Regions from separate parts of the Homo sapiens genome. Here regions 2 and 3 are each linked to region 1. A link is an interaction called in ENCODE POLR2A ChIA-PET data of the cell type or tissue named here. Cell type or tissue: B cell. All regions are shown on one strand. Region 1 overlaps PTK7 (protein tyrosine kinase 7 (inactive)). Region 2 has its middle 17 kb from the start of MRPS18A. Region 3 has its middle 4.5 kb from the start of PTCRA.

Region 1 (4,000 bases):
CTCCGGGCTCTTGTTTCTTTGGGGAAATTGAGTCGTCATGTTCTGGGATAGGCTGTCTGCAGATTCCTCAAGGCTCTGCAGCCTGTAATTCAGGCCTAGGAGTTGCTTTTATTAGTGATGGCTTTTCTCAGCTGTTGGGAAGTATGGTGGCAGGGCAAGGGTGCTCTTCTTGTCACTTGTCAAATGATATACTCAAACTCCTGGTGTTCAGAGCAGCATTGAGTGGTGGACAGAGCTCAAGCAATGGAGATAAAGTATGGTCCTTCCTTGGCATCTGCAGGGAATTGGAATAGGACTCCCTGAGAATAACAAAATCCAAGGGTGCGGCCAGGCCTGGTGGCTCACGCCTGTAATCCCAGCACTTTGGGAGGCCGAGGCGGGCGGATCATGAGGTCAGGAGATTGAGACCATCCTGGCTAACACGGTGAAACCCTGTCTCTACTAAAAATACAAAAAATTAGCCAGGCGTGGTGGCGGGTGCCCGTAGTCCCAGCTACTCGGGAGGCTGAGACAGGAGAATGGCCTGAACCCGGGAGGTGGAGCTTGCAGTGATCGTGCCACTGCACTCCAGCTTGGGCGAGATCGTGCCGAGATCGTGCCACTGCACTCCAGCTTGGGTGACAGAGCGAGACTCCGTCTCAAAAAAAAAAAAAAATCCAAGGGTGCTCAAGTCTCTTATATAAAATGGTGTCGTATTTACATATAACGTACACACAACTTCCCTGTATACTTTTGTTTTGTTTTGTTATGAGACAGGGTCTCCTCTATCACCCAGGCTAGAGTGCAGTGGCACAATCTTGGCTCACTGAAGCCTCAAATTCCTGGGCTCAAGCAGTCTTCCTGCCTCAGTGCTCTAAAGTATGAGGATTACAGGCATGATCCACTATGCCCAGCTTCTCCTGTATACTTTAAATCATCTCTAAGGGCCAGGTTTACGCCTGTTATCCCACCACTTTGGGAGGCAGAGGGAGGAGGATCGCTTGAGCCCAGGGGCTCAAGACCAGCCTTGGCAACACAATGAGACCTCCACCTGTACAAAAAAAAAAAAAAAATTGCCAGGCATGGTGGCACGTGCCTGTGGTCCCAGCTGCCCAGGAGACTGAGGTGGGAGTATTGCCTGAGCCCAGCAGGTTGAGGCTACAGTAAGCCATGATTGTGTCACTGCACTTCGGTCTGGGTGACAGAGTTCAAAAAAAAAAAAAAAAAAAAGGGCAGGATGCAGTGGCTCACGCCTGTAATCCCAGCACTTTGGGAGGCTGAGGTGGGCGGATCATGAGGTTAGGAGAGCGAGACCATCCTGGCTAACATGGTGAAACCCCATCTCTACTAAAAATACAAAAAATTAGCCAGGCGTGGTGGCAGGCGCCTGTAGTCCCAGCTACTTGGGAGGCTGAGGCAGGAGAATGGCGTGAACCCGGGAGGCAGAGCTTGCAGTGAGCCGAGATTGCACCACTGCACTCCAGCCTGGGTGTCAGAGCGAGACTCTGTCTCAAAAAAAACAAAAAAATCTGTAAATTACTTGTAATACCTATTACAATGGAAATGCTATGTAAATAACTGTTGTATTCTTTAATTTGTATTCTTTTTTATTGTTGTATTGTTTTTAATTTTTATCTTCCCCCAGTGTTTTTGATCCTCTGTTGAGGGATGTGGAGCCCAGGGATAAGGAGTATATCTGGCAAAGCAGCAACTCAGACTCATTGGCAGGCCCTGTGGCCCTGGATGAACCTCTTAGCTTCTCAGCCTCTTCTATAAAGGGACATCCTAGAGTTGTGCTGAGGATTAAGTATAATGAAGTAGGCCGGGTGCAGTGGCTCACATCTGTAATCCCAGCACTTTGGGAGGCCAAGGCAGGCGGATCACCTGAGGTCAGGAGTTCAAGACCAGCCTGGACAACATGGTGAAGCCCCGTCTCTACTAAGAATACAAAAATTAGCTGGGTGTGGTGGCACACACCTCTAATCCCATCTACTCAGGAGGCTGAGGCAGGAGAATCACTTGAACCCGGGAGGTGGAGGTTGCAGTGAGCCGAGATCGCGCCGCTGCACTCCAGCCTGGGCGACGGAACGAGACTCCGTCTCAAAAAAAAAAAATACACACACACACACACACACACAGCCCTTTCTTGGTCTTCCCTCTGTGGTGTGCTTCAAAGATTCCTTCAGCTTTACAGTCATTCCCAACAATAGACATTTTACCTACTGGGACCCTCCATTCCAGTCCAGCTGGAATATTTGCCATCTCCTAACACATATCTGGTTTTCTCCCACCTTTCTTTCCTTCGGGCCAGTCCCCGGTTGTACATTGCCTTCTCCTGTCTCTCTGTTGCCCAGCCCCACCGCCTCTTCTTCCCTGAAGCTGTCCTATCTCTCCTGCCAGAAGGTAGACACTGTAGAACTTCTGGACTGTCATTCTTGCGACACCATCCATATTTTTGCCCCTATTGGGTTTTGTTTTAATTTACTGAGGGGCTCTCCCATAGAGTTTAGTACAGTACTTATTTATAATGGGTTCTTATGTAGGTGGTTTTTTTGTTTGTTGTTTGTTTGTTTTTGTTTTTTTTGAAATGGAGTCTGCCTGTGTCTCCCAGGCTGGAGGCATTGGCACGATCTTGGTTCACTGCAACCTCTACCTCCCAGGTTCAAGTGATTCTCCTACCTCAGCCTCCTGAGTACCTGGGTTTACAGGTGTGTGCCACTGCACCCAGCTAATTTTTGTATTTTTAATAGAGACGGGGTTTCCCCATGTTGGCCAGGCTGGTCTCGAACTCCTGACCTCAGGTGATCTGCCCACTTCAGCCTCCCAAAGTGCTGGGATTACAGGCGTGAGCCACTGCACCCAGCCGATATAACAGGTCCTCATATAGGTTTATTTAAAAAGTGAATGAACCATTTGGGTGCAGGGCAGAATGATCAAGGGTGGAGTTAAATATCCCCTTGCATCCTAGGCATGGGGAGTCTTTTGCACCCTCCCCAGCTTCTTTGAGTTGGGGTTGCCTGTTCCTCCTTGCGCCTGCTCTACGGTGACCAAATTAAGGATCAGACCTTCCTTCCCTGATCCTGGGCTGGCTGGTTTTGGTGGTGGTTTTTCTCAGTTTTGATGTGGTGGGTCTTCTAGCTTTCTCCAAGTTCTGTGCGTGGGTAAGCACCGCTACGTATGAAGCTGACTGCAACTTAAAAACTGGTGCTAAAGTTGCTTCCTCAGAGAACTGGGTAGGGGCCTAGAGTATCTATAACTGTGCTACTTGAAGAAAGACCCAGGGCCACGTGGCATCAGCATTCCTGGGAGCATGAATCAGAATCGCAATCTGCAATTTATTTATTTATTCTTTTTGAGATGGAGTCTCACTCTGTCGCCCAGGCTGAAGTGCAGTGGCACGATCTTGGCTCACTGCAACCTCCACCTCCTGGGTTCAAGCGATTCTCCTGCCTCAGCCTCCTGAGCAGCTGGGATTACAGGCGCGCACCACCACGCCAGGCTAATTTTTTTGTATTTTTAGTAGAGACAGGGTTTCACCATGTTGGTCAGGCTGGTCTCGAACTCCTGACTTCATGATCCGCCCACCTCAGCCTCCCAAAGTGCTGGGATTACAGGCGTGAGCCACCGTGCCCTGCTGCAATCTGCATTTTAACAAGATGCTCAGGTGACTCTGTACCCCAGAGTTCCAGAAGTCCTGGCCTAGGCATCCTTCTTTATACAGAATCTCAAGGCACAGAGCTTTCCTGTTGCAACAGTATAAATTGGGAGCTGAGATGCTGCACAGTATTTGAAGATTTGCTTTAAATAACTCACTTTATGCGAACACTCCTTGGGGTGATGTGTACGCTTTAATATTACCTCCTTTGGGTTTAAATTGAATTAGATTTTGTCAAGAAATTTCTCCATTAAATGTGTGACTCTAGGAAGTCTGCAATATTCAGCCTGATGTTTAGCTCCTCTCAGAACCTCAGCTTTTCCTAGAGGAGAATACGGCTGATTTTATAACGAAAGCCAGTGGAGA
Region 2 (4,000 bases), 620 kb after region 1:
ACTCAGAACCCCTGGAGTGCCTCCCTTCTTTTCCTCCAGAGGTTCTGTTTGGGGTGTGTGAATGTGTGTGTTTGTGTGTGTGTGTGTGTGTGTGTGTGTTTGTGTGTGTGTCCCCTGTGTGACATAGGGCCCGGATGGACCTATCTGGACCAGCCAGACCCTAGAATGAAAACAAGTTGCTGACAGCCCTCAGGCCGCCAGAAATGAATTTCCGTCACCTCCCAATGAGGGGTGAGGGAACTGAGGGGGAGGGCCGGGGTCAGTGCGTCATCAGAGGGTGGGGAGAGGAGGAGGGGAGTACACAGGCCCCACAGGGCGGGGTCAGGGAAATTAGCCTCTGGGCCTGCCCCGGCTCTTTTGCCTGTGACTGTGGCACAACTCCCGTGGTGTTTTGCCCCAAGCCCCACCCATCCTGAGTCTCCCTGAGCTCTGTCTAAATCCAGGGTGGTGTCCAAGCCTGGAGAATTTCCAGGTTGGGCTCTGCCCTAAGGCATCCAGCCTGTGGAGCTGCTTGAATGGGGGCACGTTGGGATGAGGGGGATCAGTTAGCCTGTCCTGGGGATCTTCCTCCAAGCCAGCCTTGAGCCAAGACCTGTAAGATCCATGTGGGCCTAGCAGCCTGCCAGCTCAGTGCCTACAGCAACATGGAGGAAGGGGCTGGGGGTGCAGAAGAAGACCTACCTTGGGCACTGGAGGACAGAGGTTCAGCCACTGCCCTCCTGTGTGCCCCTGTGCAATCACTTCTCTCTGCGCCGTGACATCTCCATGTGCGTTAATTATAAAGGATTAAAGGATTTGGCCCAGATCCCTAGTTCCCAAATTCAGTTGCGCTTTGGAATCTTTCGGGGAGCTTTAAAAACTACCATTGACAATTTCATCCTCCAGAGATGCTGATTTAATTGGTGTAGTTTGTGGCCTGAGCATCAGGAGTTTTAGAAGATCCCCGAGTGAGTCTAATTTAAAGCCACGTTCTAGAAAACTACTTCCTAGCCACAGATACATCATGGCACCCATAGAACATGACAGTATTTGAACAACACACTGTTTCTTAGTCGCTCTGTGCCTCAGTTTCCTCATCTGTACAATGGGGATAATAATGGAACTTGCTTGGTAGGGTTGTTGTGAAGATTATATGAGCTAATGCAGAAAGGCATTGAGAAGAGCACCTGGCAAGTAGTAAAATGCTCAATAAATGTGAGCTGTTTTTATTAATTACCCTCTGGCTCTGCTCCAGATCTGGCCCAACTTCCACCCTCTGTCTTATCTCTCCATGTTCACACACCTCACCAAAGCGACTCAACCTGGTAAACATTTACTAGGGGTCCTCTGTGTGAACCATGCTGTGCCAGGCATTGAAGAAGGGATGTGGTGCATTTGGAATCACCTATGAAGCCGGGGACCCAGAGATGCATAAAACAGGTTTTTGCTCTCAAGACCCACAATCCAGGCCGGAAGAGGCAAGCATGGAAACAGACCTGGCAGAAACACTTCAGGGCTGTTTAATACAGAGGATACTGTCACTCTTTCTGCTTTCTAGGGACATGGCATGGTTCCTCTTGGGGAAATGATTCTTTTGTGGGGAAATCACAGCAATGGGCCCTTTGTGCGAAAAAGGCATGGCTTGACTATGTGAAGATGAAGTCAAGACAGTGATAATTTTGCATAAGATTTGAGGAAGCTGGCATCTATCTCTGAGACAACTGGCCAGAGAGGAGTGGAGATGGGGCCCTCGGAAGAGGGCCAGTGGGTGAGGACTACCATCAAATAAATCTCCAGGCAGAATTAAGCCTCATCTTGATTTTTAAAAAGCATTTTTGTTTGTAGTGGTATATTTTCATATTTTAATTTTTTTTTTTTTTGAGATGGAGTCTCACTCTGTTGCCCAGGCTGGAGTGCAGTGGCATGATCTCGGCTCACTCCAACCTCTGCCTCCCGGGTTCAAGCGATTCTCCTGCTTCAGCCTCCTGAGTAGCTGGGATTACAGGCACGCACCACCACGCCCGGCTAATTTTTGTGTTTTTAGTAGAGGCAGGGTTTCACTATGTTGGTCAGGCTGGTCTCGAACTCCTGACCTCGTGATCCGCCCACCTCGGCCTCCCAAAGTGCTGGGATTACAGGCGTGAGCCACCGCACCCGGCCTTTTAAAATTTTAAGAGTGTGAAAGTATATATAATGAAAAGTCTCCCTCCCCTTCTCCCCTCACCAGATTCTTATGTGGTTTCCCAGAGATATTCTAGGTATACGCAGCAAATGTATATCAACATGTTTTCACTTCCCCCACTCCCACACCCTCCCCCTTTCTTTGGTAAATATGCCATTCACAGTATTCTGCACCTAGCTTTGTATTTACTCAGCATTTGCTTAGCACTGTATTTACTTAGTGAGCATACCATGAGCAGCAAGAGCTTCCTCGTTATTTTTTCTGTTTTTTTTTTGTTTAGTTTTGTTTTGTTTTCTTTTTCTTTTTTTGAGATGGATTCTCGCTCTGTCATCCAGGCTGGAGTACAATGGCATGATCTCAGCTCACTGCAAGCTTTTCCGCCTCCCGGGTTCAAGTAATTCTCCTGCCTCAGCCTCTTGAGTAGCTGGGATTACAGGCACACTACCACCACGCCTGGCTAATTTTTGTACTTTTAGTAGAGACGAGGTTTCGCCATGTTGGCCAGATTGGTCTCAAACTCCTGACCGCAGGTGATCTGCCTGCCTCGGCATCCCAAAGTGCTGGGATTACAGGCATGAGCCACTGCACCCGGCCTCTGTTTTTGTTTTTTAATGTGTCAGTATTTTACACTGCTAAATGTACACACTTTATAGAGAAGCACAATCCTATGGTTTTTAAATAATAACAGGGAAATGGTTTAACATACTAGGGTTGGTTTGCCTAAGCCATTGCTCTCCAGCCTGGGTGACAGAGCGAGACCCTGCCTCAGAAAGAAAAGGAAAAAAAAAATGGTTTCACTGTACATAATATATGTGTGAAGTGACCATAAACACTAGAAACATCTAGAAATACTAGAACTATATTTCAGAAGAATGTAGTTTGATATTTATTGAGTATAAAATTTTCTTTTTTTTTTTTTTTGAGACAGTGTCTGAGTGCAGATCTTGGCTTACTGCAACCTCTGCCTCCTGGGCTCAGGCAACCCTTCCGCCCCAGCCTCCTGAGTAGCTGGGACTACAGGCGTGCACTATCACGCCCAGCTAATAGTATAAAAGTTTTGTGCACAGTGTAACAAATACAATTTTTACAAATCTGCTTTGAAAATGTGGTGGTCATTTCTTCGGGTTTCATACTATTTACTTCATCCATTGCATTTTAAATAGCTTTGTGTCTTGTAACAGCTCGGTTCATCTAGTCCTGGAGTCTAGCTCCAGTCAGCCCACTTTTACCTGCTTGGTGAGGACACCAGAGCCTGCTTCCTCTTCCATTACTGTTATTAAGATTCCAGTTGCCAGATGTTCCTCCTCTCCAGTCAGGTCAGCTATGAGCAAAGTGTCATCAAACACGGCAAAGGAAGTTGCAGCTGGGTAAGTTCTAGTATTCAAATAACTTCTCTTCTTAACTTCTGCTAAAATAGTCTCTTTCTAGCAACTTCAGGCAACTGTACATTTTAAAAAGCTGCTTACAAAGCAAATGTGCAGGCATCCAAAATGCTTCCATAATAGGCAAATGAGAGAGGCGAATGAGATCATAGCATAGAATTCAAGCACGCTTTCCTGGAGAAATGCATAAATTCCTTTTCTGAATTATCTGTGAATTTTCAGTGATATCTTCAGTGATCTGGCTAGTGGCTTGGATCTCTTCTCCAGGAGGTCCAGACTGAAATCTCAGTGGAACACAAGGGTGGCAGAGCCCCAGTGGGAGCCACAGATCCTTTATGGAAGCATCTGTGGATGGTGCTGCAAACTCTGCTTTAACCTTACACATTACTGTAGTATTTCCCAGCTTCACTAAAGGAGAACCGACTGCAGTACTAATTGAACCTGTGTTGACAGTTGT
Region 3 (4,000 bases), 170 kb before region 1:
TCACCTCCCACCTTAACCTCCCAAAGTCCAAAGTGCTGGGATTACAGGCATTAGCCACTGCGTCAAGCCTCAAGTATAAATTTTTTGGGGGGGGACAGAGTCTCGTTCTGTCGCCCAGGCTGGAGTGCAGTGGTGTGAGCTCGGCTTACTGCAACCTCCGCCTCGTGGGGTCAAGCGATTCTCCTGCCTCAGCCTCCTGAGTAGCTGGGTAGGTGTGTGCCACCACGCCCGGCTAATTTTTTATATTTTTAGTAGAAATGGCGTTTCACCGTTTTAGCCAGGATGGTCTCGATCTCCTGACCTTGTGATCAGCCCACCTCCCAAAGTGCTAGGATTACAGACGTAAGCCACCGCGCCCGGCCCCCAAGTATAAACTTCTAAAGCACTTGTTCTGATTCCCACCCACTCTACAAGAAAGAGCCCCTCCCCCAGGACCCCGCCCTCTAACTCTGCACTTATGCTTGGGTGTGTGGGCGTGTGTGTGTGTGTGTGTGTGTGCGTGCGTGTAGTGTGTTGCTTAGGCACAGTATCTGTTAACACTCCAGGTCCCCTACCTGTCTCTTCCCTCTTGACTGCTGAGAGCATCTCTTTTTGTCTGATTATCCCCAGCCCCAATTCCTGGCATAAAGCAGAGACCAATAGGTCGGGCCTGGTGCCTAACACCTGTAATCCCAGCACTTTGGGAGGTCGAGGTGGGCGGATCACGTGGTCAGGAGTTCGAGACCAGCCTGACCAACATGGTGAAACCCTGTCTCTACTAAAAATACAAAAATTAGCCGGGTGTGGTGGTGGGCGCCTGTAATCCCAGCTACTCAGGAGCCTGAGGCAGGAGAATCGCTTGAACCCGGGAGGTGGAGGTTGCAGTGAGCCGAGATTGTGCCACTGCACTCCAGCCTGGGTGACAGACCGAGACTCTGTCTCAAAAAAAAAAAAAAAAAAAAAAAAAAGGCAGAGACCAATAAATGGTTCTGAATGAAAGAATGAATGAACATTTTAGGCTTGTATACTATTTCATCGTGCATATCCACCATATTTTATTTAGCTATTTCCTTATCATTGAACATTTAGGTGATTTTTTTTGTTATAAATAACACTGTAGCTTTTCATTTGATAAATTAAATAGGTGTGCCCCTGTCAGCATTCCTGAAGGGGACTTTTTTTTTTTTTTTTTTTTTTTTTGAGACAGAGTTTCGCTCTTGTTGCCCAGGCTGGAGTGCAATGCGTGATCTCGGCTCACTGCAACCTCCACCTCCTGGGTTCAAGCGATTCTCCTGCCTCAGCCTCCCAAGTAGCTGGGACTACTGGCGCGTGCCACCACACTCGGCTAATTTTGTATTTTTAGTAGAGACGGGGTTTCTCCATGTTGGCCAGGCTGGTCTCGAACTCCTAACCTCAGGTGATCCGCCCGCCTTGGCCTCCCAAAGTGCTGGGATTACAGGCGTAAGCCACCACGCCCGGCCTACTTTTTCTTAATTTTATTTTTCACATCCTACGTGGCTCGTCTCAGCTTTCCATGGGCCCTCGGTTTTCCACCGGTACATAAGAAAAAATGGAGGGGAGGTATCAATTAGCGTGAGCACCTGCCATGCCCCAGGCACGCAGATGGGCGCCCCTATTTCATTTCTCTGCCCCGGCAGCCTTGTGAATGAGCTTTGGAAGAGACAGCCCTGTAAACACATCCCTCTGCTGAACTGCCGCCTCCAGCTGGCTCCACCACTGGCCTGCTAGGGTATCTTCGCCGTTTCAACTTAGTTTTTCTGGGCCCGTTTCCTTAGCCGGTAACACCTGGTGGGATGGTTGTGAGGATTAAATTAGATATCTGGGAACGAGTCCTGGCCAGCGAATGATAGGTTCGCCCAAGTCCAGTTAAAAGGCCGTCCGCCCAGGGCAAGGCGTCTTCAGGGCCAGCAAGACTATGGGGTCCGAGGGAGACTCGGGGATCTCAGCAAGAGGAGACCAATGTGAGGAGCAGGCAAGGAACGCTTCCAGGCTGCGGTGGCCAGGGACGCCTGAGCCCCGCGGGAGCCGGAGCGGACAGGCGGAAGGGTCAGCTACTGCAGATAGAGGCGGCTGGCTCGGGGGCGGGGGTGGAGGGGGTCTTCCTCCTTCCGGTTCTTGGGAAGATCCTGCAATCTGAAAGAGGCAGGAGAGCTCTTTCCCCATCTGTAATGTGGTAACCGAGCCCGAGCCAGCTCCTCCCTGGGCTGGAGGGTGGGAGAGTCGTTAGGGACACCTGCCCCGCTCCCTCCCCCTCCCGGGGGGGAACCCACCGCGACGGCGCGCACCTGGGCGCGGGCTGTGCCTGGGAACGCGCGGGGACCGCGGCCTCCAGGCAGCCCTGGGAAAGCAAGGGCCGGGAGCGCAGCCCTGGAGGCAGAGTGTTCCCTCAGGACCGTCAGGAGAGCGCCATCCACAGGATTATTAAAATAGCCATCCAGACGGAAATCGAGTGAGGCTGGCACCAGACTAAAGAAGTTTCAAGGCCAGGCGCGGTGCCTCACGCCTGTAATCCCAGCACTTTGGGAGGCCGAGGCGGGCGGATCACCTGAGGTCGGGGGTTCAAGACCAGCCTGACCAACATGGAGAAACCCCATCTCTACTAAAAATACGAAATTAGCTGGGCATGGTGGCGGTGACTGTAATCCCAGCTACTTGGGAGGCTGAGGCAGGAGAATCTCTTGAACCCGGGAGGCGGAGGTTGTGGTGAGCCAAGATCGTGCCATTGCACTCTAGCCTGGGCAACAAGAGCGAAACTCCGTCTCAAAAAAAAAAAAAAAAAAAAAAGAAAGAAAGAAGGAAAGTCTCAAAGAGATATCTGTGTTCATAATGGATATCATTATGAACTCCTGGCCTCAAGCAGTCCTCCCTCCTCGGCCTCCCAAAGTGCTGGGATTACAGGCATCATCAAGTAAACTCTTTAAATGATATTTGGTGCTTCAGCCTCTTCCTTTGAGGTCAATACCACTTTAGCTATCATTAAGTCATGTTCGTGATAGCTAAAATGTGGAAGCAGCCCAGTGTCCACCCACAGATTAATGGATAAGCAGAATGTGCTCTATACATACAATGAGATATTATTCAGCTTTAAAAAGGAAGAAAATTCTGACACGTGGTTCAACATGGATGAAACTTGACATGTGCTAAATGAAATGAACCGGTCACAAAAAACAAATACTGTATGATTCTACTTGAATGAGGTAGTCAAATTCATTTATAGAAAGTAGAATGTTGGTGGCCAGGCACGGTGGCTCACGCCTGTAATCCCAGCACTTTGGGAGACCGAGGTGGGCAGATCACTTGAGGTCAGAGTTTGAGACCAGCCTGGCCAACATGGTGAAACCCTGTCTCTACTAAAAATACAAAAATTAGCCGGGCATGGTGGCAGTTGCCTATAATCCCTGCTACTTGGGAGGCTGAGGCACAAGAATCACTTGAACCTGGGAGGTGGAGGTTGCAGTGAGCCGAGATCACACCACTGCACTCCAGCCTGGGCGACAGAGTGAGACTCCATCTCAAAAAAAAAAAAAAAAAGAAAGAAAGAAAGAGTAGAATGGGAATGGTGGTTGCCACGGTACAGAGTTTCATTTTTGCAAGATAAATTCTAGAGATGGATGATGGTGATGGTTGCACAGCAGTATGAATGGCCACTGAAATGTATGCTTACAAATGGTTAGGATGGCCAGGTATGGAAGCATGCCCCTGTAGTCCCAGCTACTCTGTAGTCTGAGGCCATGAGTTTGACAATCACATCTGTGAATAGACACTGCACTCCAGTCCAGGTAAAATAACAGGATCTTGTCTCTTTTTTTTTTTTCTTTTTGAGCCAGAGTCTCGCTCTTTCACCCCGGCTGGAGTGCAATGGCACCATCTCGGCTCACTGCAACCTCTGCCTCACGGGTTCAAGTGATTCTCCTGCCTCAGCCTCCTGAGTAGCTGGGATTACAGGCACGCACCACCATGCCTGGCTAATTTTTGTATTTTTTAGTACAGACGGGGTTTC

Evidence for each region. ChIA-PET counts read pairs that join two places held together with the same protein. Peaks named below come from ENCODE experiments on the same cell type or tissue, not always from the same donor. Only the 100,000 strongest peaks of a DNase experiment are listed, where the experiment ranks them.
Region 2: POLR2A ChIA-PET joins it to region 1 with 7 read pairs; 2 of 35 experiments call an interaction of 5 or more read pairs at or near these places.
Region 3: POLR2A ChIA-PET joins it to region 1 with 5 read pairs; 12 of 35 experiments call an interaction of 5 or more read pairs at or near these places.

The regions. Positions count from the first base shown.
Region 1 is chr6:43,078,861-43,082,860 of GRCh38, forward strand. All of the region lies in intron 1 of PTK7 (protein tyrosine kinase 7 (inactive)), which reads left to right. Among named protein-coding and RNA genes, the nearest start is that of PTK7, 4.5 kb to the left of the region's middle. RefSeq lists a silencer at 2,645-2,848 and an enhancer at 3,883-4,000. In B cell, no CTCF peak of the experiment used is centred here; no DNase peak of the experiment used is centred here; H3K27me3 peaks cover 296 bases.
Region 2 is chr6:43,702,651-43,706,650 of GRCh38, forward strand. It overlaps the pseudogene EXOSC8P1. Among named protein-coding and RNA genes, the nearest start is that of MRPS18A, 17 kb to the left of the region's middle. RefSeq lists an enhancer at 254-1,239 and a silencer at 342-441. In B cell, no CTCF peak of the experiment used is centred here; DNase peaks (open chromatin) are centred at 271, 1,601, 2,301 and 3,501; H3K4me3 peaks cover 825 bases; H3K27ac peaks cover 481 bases; H3K27me3 peaks cover 135 bases.
Region 3 is chr6:42,909,562-42,913,561 of GRCh38, forward strand. No RefSeq gene overlaps it. Among named protein-coding and RNA genes, the nearest start is that of PTCRA, 4.5 kb to the right of the region's middle. In B cell, no CTCF peak of the experiment used is centred here; a DNase peak (open chromatin) is centred at 1,780; H3K4me3 peaks cover 683 bases; H3K27me3 peaks cover 551 bases.